Regions from separate parts of the Homo sapiens genome. Here region 2 is linked to region 1. A link is a contact called in ENCODE Hi-C or POLR2A ChIA-PET data. All regions are on one chromosome and are shown on one strand. Each heading gives the region's core, a stretch centred on a gene start or an enhancer-like site at or near the end of the contact. The rest is flanking DNA. Distances are from core to core; before and after follow the strand shown.

Evidence for each region. A loop is a pair of places that touch in the nucleus more often than their neighbours do. ChIA-PET counts read pairs that join two places held with the same protein, here RNA polymerase II (POLR2A). Pooled maps may share reads with other maps.
Region 2: a pooled map shows a loop between it and region 1 (2.0-fold over the local background). The contact joins two enhancer-like sites. A Hi-C loop is called at or near these places in 1 of 50 pooled maps. POLR2A ChIA-PET finds 5 or more read pairs at or near these places in 3 of 52 experiments (T-cell, activated CD4-positive, alpha-beta T cell and activated T-cell).

What each region holds. Positions count from the first base shown.
Region 1 is chr19:16,339,293-16,345,421 of GRCh38, reverse strand. No RefSeq gene overlaps it. Among named protein-coding and RNA genes, the nearest start is that of KLF2, 18 kb to the right of the region's middle. RefSeq lists an enhancer at 2,612-2,841. Within about 2 kb of position 3,280, at least 21 of the 41 ENCODE cell types and tissues checked have a DNase peak (open chromatin) inside an H3K27ac peak, as active enhancers do.
Region 2 is chr19:16,157,292-16,163,848 of GRCh38, reverse strand. It overlaps CIB3 (calcium and integrin binding family member 3), which reads left to right. Exons shown (of 6, transcript NM_054113.4): 6 at 2,363-2,481. The coding sequence ends at 2,384. It overlaps HSH2D (hematopoietic SH2 domain containing), which reads right to left. Exons shown (of 6, transcript NM_001382417.1): 6 at 5,274-6,557. The coding sequence ends at 6,055. Among named protein-coding and RNA genes, the nearest start is that of CIB3, 13 kb to the left of the region's middle. RefSeq lists enhancers at 3,482-3,571, 5,583-5,872. Within about 2 kb of position 1,913, at least 4 of the 41 ENCODE cell types and tissues checked have a DNase peak (open chromatin) inside an H3K27ac peak, as active enhancers do.

The DNA of each region.
Region 1 (6,129 bases), core at 2,031-4,530:
CTTGGAAAAGGCACAGCCTTAAGTCAGAGTTGGTGTGAAGACAGCTTCACCCCTGGAGAGTGTGACCTTGGGTTGCTCAAATCACTACTTGGAGTCCCCATTTTTCTTCATCTATAAAATAGAGGTCATTGGCCGGGCACAGTGGCTCATGCCTGTAATCCCAGTACCGTGGGAGGCCGAGGCAGGTGGATCACCTGAGGTCAGGAGTTCAAGACCAGGCTGGCCAACATGGTGAAACCCTGTCTCTACTAAAAATACAAAAATTAGCTGGATGTGGTGGCGGGTGACTGTAATCCCAATTACTCAGGAGGCTGAGGTGGGAGAATTGCTGAACCTGGGAGGCGGAGGCTACAGTGAGCTGAGATCACACCACTGCACTCCAGCCTGGTCAAGACAGACTGAGACTCCGTCTAGAAAAAAAAAAATGGAGGTATAACAGCTATCCCTCAGGGCATATTCTAGATGTTCAAGTAAAGTAGTAGAAACAGTAGTAGTGGTTTTTTTGTTTTGTTTTGTTTTGTTTGAGATGGAGTCTCACTCTGTTGCCCAGGCTGGAGTGCAGTGGCGTGATCTCGGCTTACTGCAAGCTCCCTCCGCCTCCCAGGTTCACGCCATTCTCCTGCCTCAGCCTCCTGAGTAGCTGGGACTACAGGTGCCCGCCACCATGCCTGGCTAATTTTTTGTATTTTTAGTAGAGACGGGGTTTCACCATGTTAGCCAGGATGGTCTCGATCTCCTGACCTCATGATCCACCCGCCTTGGCCTCCCAAAGTGCTGGTATTACAGGCGTGAGCCACCGCGCCCGGCTGGATTTTTTTTTTTTTAATTAAAAATTTTTAATTATGGCCAAGCTCAGTGGCTCACACCTGTAATCCTAGCACTTTGGGTGGCCTAGGCAGGAGAATCACTTGAGGCCAGAAGTTTGAGACCAGCCTGGCCAATCTGGAGAAACCCCGTCTCTACTAAAAATACAAGAATTAGTGGGGTGTGGTGGCACACACCTGTAATCCCAACTGCTTGGGAGCTGAGGAACGAAAATCGCTTGAACCTGGGAGGTGCAGGTTGCAGTGAGCAAAGATTGTGCCACTGCACTCCAGCCTGGGTGACAGAGCAAGACTCTGTCTCAAAAAAAAAAAATATTAATTATGATAAAAAACATGAAACTTACCATTTTAACCATTTAAAAATTTATTCAGCCGGGTGTGGTGGCTCACACCTGTAATCCCAGCACTTTGGGAGGCCGAGGCAGGTGGATCATGAGGTCAGGAGATCAAGACCATCCTGGCTAACACGGTGAAACCCCATCTCTACTAAAAATACAAAAAATTAGCCGGGTGTGGTGGCGGGCACCTGTAGTCCCAGCTACTTGGGAGGCTGAGGAGAATGGTGTGAACCCAGGAGGCGGAGCTTGCAGTGAGCCGAGATCGCACCACTGCACTCCAGCTGGCTGAAAAAGCAAAACTCTGTCTCAGGAAAAAAAAAATTATTCATTTATTTTATTTTATGTATGTGTTTATTTATTGAGACAGGGTCTCACTCTGTTGCCCAGGCTGGAGTGCAGTGGTGCGATCTCGGCTCACTGCAGCCTTCGCACCCCGGGCTCAAGTGATCCTCCCATTTCAGCCTTCTGAATAGCCGGGGCTATAGGCATGCAGCACCACGCCTGGCTAATTTTTGTATGTTTTCTAGAGATAGAGTCTCACTACTTTGTGCAGGCTGGTCACAAACTCCTGAGCTCAAGGGATCCTCCCAAAGTGTTGGGGTTACAGGTGTGAGCCACCATTCCTGGCCTAAATTTATTTTTAATTTATAGAAATTTTTATTCTTTTTTTATTTTTTTAGAGACAGGTTGTCACTATGTTGCCCGGGCTGGATTCAAACTCCTAGGCTCAAGCAATCCTCCCGCCTCGGCCTCTGGAGTAACTGGGCCTACAGGTGCATGCCACTGCATCCAGCTCCACTTTAACCACTTTTTTTTTAAAAAAACCACTTTCAAGTGCGTGGTTCAGCAGTGTTAAATATATTCACACCATTCTGCAACAGATCTCTAGAACTTTCTCATTTTGTGAAATTGACACTCTGTACCCATTGAGCAATTCCCCATAACCCCACTTCCGCCTCCTAGCCAGTGGTACTGGTTTTTGTTATTATTCATTCAGATGGGTATTATTCTTATTATTTTAGATGGAGTCTCACTGTGTCACCTGGGCTGTAGTGCAGTGGCACGATCTCAGCTCATGTAACCTCCGCCTCCCGGGTTCAAGCAATTCTCCTGCCTCAGCCTCCCGAGCAGCTGGGATTACAGGTGCCCGCCACTAAGCCCAGCTAATTTTTTTGTATTTTTAGTAGAGATGGGCTTTCACTATGTTGGCCAGGCTGGTCTCGAACTCCTGACCTTGTGATTTGCCCGCTTCGGCCTCCCAAAGTGCTGGGATTCCAGGCTTCAGCCACCGCACCCGGCCCAGATGAGTATTATTAAAGCTATGGTTACTGTCCAGGGATTGCTTTGAGCTTTTAGAGCAGGGCCTGTATATTCTAGCTCCACTACCCAAGAACCGACTGAGGGGCAGTTCTGTCTGTATTAACTAAGCTACTACATTATTCCTCATTATAGGAATGGAATCTCATTGTAAAGGAAACCGGTGTGGTGGAGGGGAAGTCCCAGCCCTGCGTCTCCATTCCGTGCCATTGTACGAAGGTCATGGGAGAGAAGGGGGCTCGAGTGTCCTGGGTGCCTTCTATGGACCAAGCACTTTCTCGACCACCATTCAGATGGTCACATCCAAGACCAAGATGTTCACTTGAATTCAGAGGCTTGGCCAGGGGACTTTCCATTTGACAGGGACAGATGCCATTGCCTCTCTGTGGCACTGCCTGGCTGCATCACGAGCTTGTCTCTGCTTCAACAGTGGTTATTTTTATAGCTGACAATGAGACTTACTGGAAATGGTTTGGCACTCATGCGTAGAAAGCGCCTGTATTTAAATTTGAGGAGTCGGAGTGCCTGGGCCCTGGAAGATGGGTGGTTCTTCAGGCCCTTGGCCAAGACCTTTAAGCCATAGAGCAGATCCCTTCCAGCCCAGGAAAAATTCCAGGGATTCTCAGCCTTTCTGAGGACTGGTTCTCTCAGAGCATCTGTTTGAAGCCTTGGAACTGTCATCCTTTCTCTTGTCTGAGGGCCCTCCAGCCCTCACGGCTCACCCCAGTCCATTCATGTTACGCAGCAGAGCTCTTGTCAGCTTGTAAAACTGAAACTCTGCCCCCACTAAATACTCATTCCCCATTTCCTCCTCCCCCAGCCCCTCGCACCCACCATTCTACTTCCTGTCTCTATGAATCTGATGCATGGACTCATACAGTATTTCTCTTTTTGTGTCTGGCGTATTTCACTTAGGATAGTTCCTGTTGGAGCATGTATGTGTCAGAATCTTTCTCTTTTTCTTTTCTTTTCTTTTCTTTTTTTTTTGAATTGTAGTCTTGCACTGCTGCCCAGGCTGGAGTGTAATGGCGTGATCTCGGCTCACTGCAACCTCCGCCTCCTGGGTTCAAACAATTCTCCTGCCTCAGCCTCCCGAGTAGCTGGGATTACAGGCACGCACCGCCACGCCCAGCTAATTTTTGTATTTTTAGTATAGACTGGGTTTCACCATGTTGGCCAGGCTAGTTTCGAACTCCTGACCTCATGATCCGCCCGCCTCGGCCTCCCAAAGTGTTGGGATTACAAGCGTGAGCCACCGCGCCCGGCCCTATAATCTCTTTCTTTTTAAAAACTGAATACTATTCCATTGTCTGGATAGATGGATAGACCACATTTTGTTTATCCATTCATTCATCAGTGGATACTCGGTCCAAACTTTATGTTATATTGACAAAATAACTGTATTAAAAATAGTAATGTGGCTGCGCATGGTGGCTCATGCCTGTAATCCCAGCATTTTAAGAGGCCAAGGTGGGTGGATCACTTGAGGTCAGGCATTTGAGACCCTTCTGGCCAACACAGTGAAACCCGTCTCTACTAAAAATACAAAAATTAGCTGGGAGTGGTGGCGGGCGCCGGTAATTCCAGCTGCTGGGGAGGCCGAGGCAGGAGAATCACCTGAACCTGGGAGGCGGAGGTTGCAGTTAGCCGAGATTGCACCACTGCACTCCAGCGTGGGCGACAGAGCAAGACTCCGTCTGAAAAAAAAAGTAACGTTTTACAACAGAAGCAACTTATTCTCAATTGCTTTTTTTACACCTTAAAATTGAGCTGAAATTCACATAACATAAAACTAACCATGAAGTGTACACGGTAGTGGCATTTCGTGCATTCACAATGTTGTGCAACCATCACCTCTGTCTAATTCCAGAACATTTGCATCCCCCAAGAGGAGACCCTGTCCCCATCAGCAGCCACTCCCCATTCCCCTCCCCCAGCCCCTGGCAGCCACTCATCTGCTTCCTGTCTCTCTGGATTTGCCTGTTCTGGGCATTTTGTATCAGTGGAATCTCACACTATGTGGGCTTTCGCGTCTGGCTTCTCTCACTCAGAATGTTTTGGGGGCTCATCCACATTGTAGCATGGATCAGTGCTTCATTCCTTTTCATGGCTGAATAATATTCCATTGTATGTATGGATCACAGTTTTCTTATTCATTCTCTAATGGACACTTGGGTTGTTTCTACTTTTTGGCTGTTATGAATAGTGCTTTGATGAACATCCCAATTGTTTTTTGAGACAGTCTCACTCTGTCGCCCAGCAGGTTGGAGTGCAGTGGAGCAATATTAGCTCACTGCAGCCTCTGCCTCCCGGGTTCAAGTGATCCCCCTGCCTCAGCCTCCCGAGTAGCTGGGATTACAGGTGCACTCCACCATGCCTGGCTAATTTTTGTTGGCCAGGCTGGTCTGGAAGTCCTGGGCTCAAGTGATCTGCCCGCCTCGGCTTCCCAGAGTGCTGGGATTACAGGCATAAGCCACTCACTGCTCTGGGCCCCCAGTTTCTTTAAGCAAGCAAACAATAATAAAAGTTAATTGCCAAAACTTTTCCTCCAGGCAACAACCTTTCAGGGACCTCTCCCACTTAAAAAAGCACCAAAGGAGATGCACATTTACATTTAAGAAAGGCCCAGTTCAAGGTCAGGTCGTGGGCAGACACCCTCCCTCCGCCCGTGCTGAAGTTAGCTCCTGGTGGGGCAGTTGCTGGTGACGTCAGGATTCTGTAAAAACATGGAATTTCTCCACCCCCAACCTGCCTCCCAGAGACCAGCGGAATTAAGTAGAATGAATGGGCTTGTTTCCTTGGATTTTTTTTCTCTCTCTCTCTCATTTATTTATTTAGAGACAGGGTCTCTCTCTGTTGCCTAGGCTGAAGTGTAGTGGCATGATCTTAACTCACTGCAACGTCCACCTCCTGGGTTCAAACAATTCTCAGCCTCCCCAGCAGCTGGGACTACAGGCATGCACCACCACACCGGGCTAATTTTTTTTTTCTTTTTTTTTTAAATTAGAGACAGGGTTTCGCCATGTTGGCCAGGCTGGTTTCAAAATCCTGACCTCAGGTGATCTGCCCGCCTTGGCCTCCCAAAGTGCTGGGATTACAGGCATGAGCCACCGCACCCAGCCTAGAAATTATGTTTAGATTAATTTTTTAGTGATTATTATTCAGCCAGGCACAGTGGCTCATGCTTGTAATCTCAGCACTTTGGAAGGCCGAGGCGGGTGGATCACCTGAGGTCAGGAGTTCAATAAATTATTATTACTATTATTATTTTAAGGACAGGGTCTTGCTCTGTTGCCCAGGCTGGAGTGCAACGGTGCAATCATAGCTCATTGCTGTCTCGACCTCCTGGCCTCTAGGGATCCTTCTGCCTCAGCCTCCTAAGTAGCTGGGACCACGGGTGCACATCACCATGCCCAGCCCTGTCTCCCTCTCTCACTAATGGGCACCATTCCTTCACTGAGCACCTACTATGTGTCAGGCATAGCCCAGATTCCATCCATTTGAGATAGAGCCCGGCCAAGATAGCTGCTAAGAGCCCAGCTCTACAGAGGAGGAAAGAGACTGAGAGCCGCCTTCCCGTGCCTGAGGTTGACAGTGGTGACATAAGGAACTGAGCTTAGATTTGTCCAGGGCCCCTGGCCAGTGCCTCC
Region 2 (6,557 bases), core at 664-3,163, 180 kb after region 1:
TTTGTCTATGGCTGCTTGTGTGCTTCAACAACAGAGTTGCGTCATGGTATAAAGTTGAAAACATCAACTATTTGGCCATTTACAGAAAAAGGTTTGCTGAACCCCAAATTAATATATGGAGAAAATTCAGCACAGCTCCTGGCACACAATAGGTGTTTAATAAATTGCTGTTGCTATTATTATCTTATAATTTTTAAATTTCACTTTATTTTTTATTTTTTGAATTGACAAATAATGATTGTACATATTCATGGGGTACACAGTGATGTTTCTTTTTGTTTGTTTGTTTGTTTTGAGACGGAGTCTTGCTCTGTTGCCCAGGCTGGAGTGCAGTGGTGCAATCTCAGCTCACTGCAACTTCCACCTCCTGGGTTCAAGTGATTCTCCTGCCTCAGCCTCCCGAGTAGCTGGGATTACAGGCACGTGCCACCATGCCCAGCTAATTTTTGTATTTTTAGTAGAGACAGGGTTTTGTCATGTTGGCCAGGCTGGTCTTGAACTCCTGACCTCAAGTGATTCACCTACTGTGGCCTCCCAGACTGCTGGGAGTACAAGCGTGAGCCACCACGCCCAGCCCGTTTGTTTGTTTTGAGACAGGGTCTCACTCAGTGACCCAGACTGCAGTGCATGGTGCAATCGGCTCACTGCAGCCTCTAACTCCTCGGCTCAAGAGATCCTCCCACCTCAGCTTCCTAAGTAGCTGGGACTACGGGGCCGAGCGCAGTGGCTCACACCTGTAATCCCAGCATTTTAGGAGGCTGAGGCAGTAGTCTCTACTAAAAATACAAAAATTAGCCTGGGCATGGTGGGGCACACCTCTAGTCCCAGCTACTCGGGAGGCTGAGGCAGGAGAGTAACTTGAACCCGAACCTGGGAGGTGGAGGTTTGCAGTGAGCCACGATTGCGCCACTGTACTCCAGCTTGAGCGAGACTCTGTCTCAAAAAAAAAAAAAAAAAAAAAAGAAAAGAAAAGAAAAAAGAAATAAAATAAGAATAAACCAAGTAGCTGGGACTACAGGTACGTGCCACTGTGCCTGGCTAATTTTGTTTGTTTTATTTTATTAATTAATTAATTTATTTTATTTTATTTTTTTGAGATGGAGTCTCGCTCTGTCACCCAGGATGGAGTGCAGTGGCACGATCTCGGCTCACAGCAACCTCCACCTCGCAGGTTCAAGCACTTCTCCCTGCCTCAGCCTCCCGAGTATCTGGAATTACAGGCGCCCGCCACCACGCCCGGTTAATTTTTGTATTTTTTTAGTAGAGATAAGGTTTCGCCATGTTGGCCAGGCTGGTCTTGAACTCCTGACCTCAGGTGATCTGTCCATCTTGGCCTCCCAAAGTGCTGGGATTACAGGCGTGAGCCGTCATGCCCGGCCTGTTTTTGTTTTTATCTATAAGCTGAGGCAGTGCTGAAAATGTTGAGACAGGGTCTCACTTTGTTGCCCAGGCTGGAGTGCAGTGGCACAATCATAGCTCACTGCAGCCTCTACCTCCTGGGCTCAAGAGCAATCCTCCCACCTCAGCCTCCTGAGTAGCTGGGAGTACGGGCACACACCACCACGCCTAGCTAACTAAAAACTTTTTTTTTTTTTTTTTTTTTTTGTGGAGACAAGGTCTTGCCTTGTTGCCCAGGCTGTTCTCAAACTCCTGGCCTCAACTGATCCTCCTGCCTTGGCCTCCCAAAGTCCTGAGATTACAGGGGTGAGTCACTGCACCAGGCCACATAATGGTTTCGATACATATAATGTATGATGAGCAGATCAGGGTCATTAGCATATCCATCATCTCAAACATGTATCATTTATTTGTGTTGAGAACATTCAGTATCCTTCTTCTAGCTATTTGAAACTTTATATCATATGGCAGGATGTGGTGATTCATGCCTGTAATCCTAGCACTTTGGGAAGCTAAGGTGGGTGGATCGCTTGAGCACAGGAGTTCCAGACCAGCCTGGGCAACAAAGCAAGTTGAGAAACTCCGTTTCTACTGAAAATAGAAAAATTAACTGGGCGTGGTATCATGCACCTGTAATCCTAGCTACTCGGGAGGCTGAGGCATGAGAATCACTTGAACCCAGGAGGCAGAGGTTGCAGTGAGCCAAGATCACACCACTGCACTACAGCCTGGGAGACAGAGCAAGACCCCATCTCAAAAAAAAAAAAAAAAAAAAAAGAATTAAAAAATTAAAGGCATGTGCTCTCAGCCCCTGTAGGGGTCTCCCGGCCTAGGGTTGTTTGAGGGGTCCATGTGGCATCCTTCCTGCCTGTCCCAGGGACTTGCCGTGAGCGTGTTGAGGGGGAGGAGGAAAAGGGGTTGTCCACTCCTTGAAGGCCTTGACTCCTTTTCTCTCTGCACACAGCACCTTCCACATCCGAATCTGATGGCACCACAGAGGAGCCGAGCTATAGGAGGGCGGGGTGACCCCTCACCCGCTGTGGACTCTGGTTTCTGAGAATAAACACAAGTCACTGAGTCACACCTGCTGGGAGGACACATTTTTCCACCTTAAAACTGGAAGATGGGAGGGAGGCGGCGTAGAATTTTATCTTTGACTTTGCTGTGTGACCCTGAGTGTGGCCACACCCTCTCTGGGCCACGATCTCCCTGTTTGTACAAGGAAGGGGTGACTCCTAGATCGTCTTCACTGTGAAGGCTGGAAATGCCTTGTTGTGGGTGTCCGTGGCGGAGGTGAGGTGGTGGGGAGATCGGGCCCGTGCTGTCCTACCCCAGGGTTCCCACTCTGAAGGCCAAACCTCACCCTTCACTACTCAAGTTTCTTTTTATCCCTCAAACCCTGAGTCATCAAAGGGATTGAAACTTTTCCTCCCGGGCTGACTCATTAGAGCTGCCAAGAGGAGACCACTGATTGGGAGGGGTGGAAATGTCATTCACTGAGGTGGCTGCTGCACTTTACAGTTTATGATGCATCTGCCCCCTAACGTGACACTGACCCCCTATAACATCCCTGCAGAGTTGGCCGAGGATCATGCCCTCATTTGGAGGGAGCAGAGTGACTTGCCTAAGGCCACCCCACAAGTCATTTGCAGGGGCGGGCTTGAACCCAGGTGCACCTCATACCAGATCCCAGATGTCTGAACCTTGTACATTTGGGGAACCCCACACCCCCTCCACCTGGGGTTGCCCCAGGGCCCCCATCTATGCCCCAGTCAGTCCAAGGAGTAGTCACTCCTGCAACCAAGACCAGCCCCTAGGGACCTTCCCAGACACCTCCATTGTACAGTATGTCATGTCTAGAGAGCTCACTCCCATCTTAACCCGCTAATAAATTAAGCAGCTACTGGGCTGGGCACGGTGGCTCAAGCCTGTAACCCCAGCATTTGGGAGGCCAAGGTGGGCAGATTGTCTGAGCCCAAGAATTTGAGACCAGCCTCAGCAACGTGGTGAAACCCTGTCTCTACCAAAAATACAAAAATTAGCTGGGTGTGGTGGTGCATGCCTGTAGTCCCAGCTACTTGGGAGGCTGAGGTGGGAGGATCGCTTGAGCCCAGGAAAGGGAAGTTGTAGTGACCAGAGATCGTGCTACTGCACTCCAGCCTGGGCAATAGAGCGAGACTCTGTCCAAAAAAAAAAAAAAAAAGGAGCCAGGCACAGTGGCTCACGCCTGTAATCCCAACACTTTGGGAGGCTGAGGCGGGTAGATCGCCTGAGCCCAGCAATTCGAGACCAGCCTGGGCAGCATGGTGAAACCCTGTCTCTACCAAAAATACAAAAAGTAACTGGATGTGGTGGTGCATTCCTGTAGTCCCAGCTACTCAGGAGGCTGAGGCAGGAGAATCAATTGAACCAGGAGGCAGAGGTTGCAGTGGACCGAGGTCGAACCACTGCACTCCAGCCTGGGCGACAGACCAAAACTCCTCCGTCTCAAAGAAAAAGAAAAAAAAAGAAAAACACCTACTGTGCACCAAAGTCCCAGGTTTTACATGCATTCTGCCAGTTCATCCTGAAGAGGGACTGCTCTTCTCATTTTCCAGGTAAGAAAGTAGGCCCAGAGATGTCTAGACTTGCCAAAGGTCACACAGCCCCACAACCTAGGATTCCCTCCAGAGCCCTCCACCATCATGGCCCTGTGATGCCTCCTCCGTCCCCAGCCTTTTTTTTTTTTGAGATGGAGTCTTGCTCTGTCACCCAGTCTGGAGTCTTGCTCTGTCACCCAGGCTGGAGTGCAGTGGCTTGGTCTTGGCTCACTGCAACCTCCGCCTCCCAGGTTCAAGCGATTCTCCTGCCTCAGTCTCCTGAGTAGCTGGGATTACAGGCGCAAGCCACCATGCCTGGCTAATTTTTGTAGTTTTTAGTAGAGACGGGGTTTCACCATGTTGGCCAGGCTGGTTTTGAACTCCTGACCTCAGGTGATCCACCTGCCTTGGCCTCCCAAAGTGCTGGGATTAGAGGTGTGAGCCACTGCGTCCGGCCAGCTTTTTCTTTCTTTTTTTTTTTTTTCTTTTCTGAGACAAGGTCTCTCTCTGTTGCTCAGGCTGAAGTGGGGTGATCATGACTCACTGCAGCCTTGAACTCCTGGGGTCAGATGATCCTCCCGTCTCAGCCTCCCAAATAGCTGGGACTACAGGTGTGTGCCACTACACCTGGCTAATTTTTTGAATTTTTGTAGATACGAGGCCTTGCCATGTTGCCCAGGCTGGTCTTGAAATCCTGGGCTTGAGCAATCCTCCCACCTCCCACCCTCCTCAAGTGCTGGGATTACAGGCATGAGCCACCACACACGGCTGCCTCTTCCCTTTTTTTTTTTTGAGACAGACTCTTCACTCTGTCACTCAAGCTGGAGTGCAGTGGTATGATCTTGGCTCACTGCAAGCTCCGCCTCCTGGGTTCACGCCATTCTCCTGCCTCAGCCTCCCGAGTAGCTGGGACTAAAGGTGCCCGCCACCACACCTGGCTAATTTTTTGTATTTTTAGTAGAGACGGGGTTTCACCGTGTTAGCCAGGATGGTCTCAATCTCCTGACCTCATGATCCACCTGCCTCGACCTCCCAAAGTGCTGGGATTACAGGTGTGAGCCACCACGCCCGGCTGCCTCTTCCCTTTTTAAAGGAAAGACGCTCATGTGCTTCTCCTGAAGCCAACACTGATGATGTCCAAGTGCCTACTGCACACCAGGCCCTCAACACAACTCGTCTCCTTCATCTGCATGAAAACCCCAGGAGGAAGGCATGAACAGCCAATGGTGCCGCTGGGGACACACTCGGAGTTGAGCCTGGACGAAGCTCCGGTTGGAGAGAGACCCTGCAGCGTGCTTTTATTTTTTAATTTCATTTTTATTTATTTATTTATTTTTTGAGATGGAGTCTCACTCTGTCATCCAGGCTGGACTGCAGTGATGCGATCTCGGCTCACTGCAACCTCTGCCTCCCGGGTTCAAGCAATTCTCCCGCCTCAGGCTCCCAAGTAGCTGGGATTACAGGCATGCGCCACCACGTCCGGGTAATTTTTGAATTTTTTAGTATAGACGGGGTTTCACCATGTTGGCCAGGCTGGTCTCGAACTCCTGACCTCAAGCGATCTGCCTGCCTCGGCCCCACAGAGTGCTGGGACTACAGGCATGAGCCACTGAGCCCGGCTTGCAGTGTGCTTTTAGACAACAGAACAAACAGATGATATGGGAAAAGGGCTCGGATTCACCTGGCTTCAAATCCTGGTGCTGACACCCATAGCTCTGTGGCCTTGGTCACGCCTCTTATCCTCTCTGAACCTCAGTCTCTTCTTCAAAACATGGAGGATGACCCTCCCTGAGGGCCTTGCTCTGAGGCGTAAAATAATGAATAGAAGGTCTGGCACTGGGGCTGATGTATAGCTGGTGCCCCAAACCATCAGCGTCACTCTGATGATTGTTGCTAAAATAACCAGCTCACCCCATGGGTGAGTGCAGGAACAGACCCCAAAAACATCTTTATTCCATTTCCCGGGTTCCCGAAGACCCCCGGATGCCATGGTGTGGGGCCATGGAAGAAATGTTAAGGCATTCAGGAGTGTGGCAGCCCCTGGCAGCGAGTCCCAGAGCCAGGGTGGACCTGTTCTCTAGCAGTACCCAGGGGCAAAGGGTGGCGGTTGTTGGTACTCCTCCGGGAGCTGGTCGTTCTCAGGCTCTGCCAAGCCCTGGTGCTCTGGCTTGGACTCCTGGGAGGATAGGGCTCTCACTACCATTTGGTGCCAACTCCTGTCCCCTGGGGTCACCTCAATGCAGCTGACCGACCTCTCGGCCTTCCTGGTGGGGACCTTTCTGTCTTTTGGTGCCTGGGGCTGTGAGGGGCTTTTGAGAGATGTGGCCACACAGGGATCCGTGTAGCCTCTGTCCCCCGAGGTGGGATCCCCTGAGTGATCTTGGCTGCCTTTTCCGGTCCCAGGGCCTGAGATCACCGTGGATCTCCGGACATCCAAGAGTGACGACAAGTTCACAGTGGCGAGGTGGCTTTTTAGCTGCTGCCGGACCCTCTGGCCTCTCTCGGGGAGCATTTTGAGGCTCCTCCAGAGTTTCTGGCGGGTCTCTCCAAGAGGGGATTTTGGGGGGCAGGAGGAAGTGG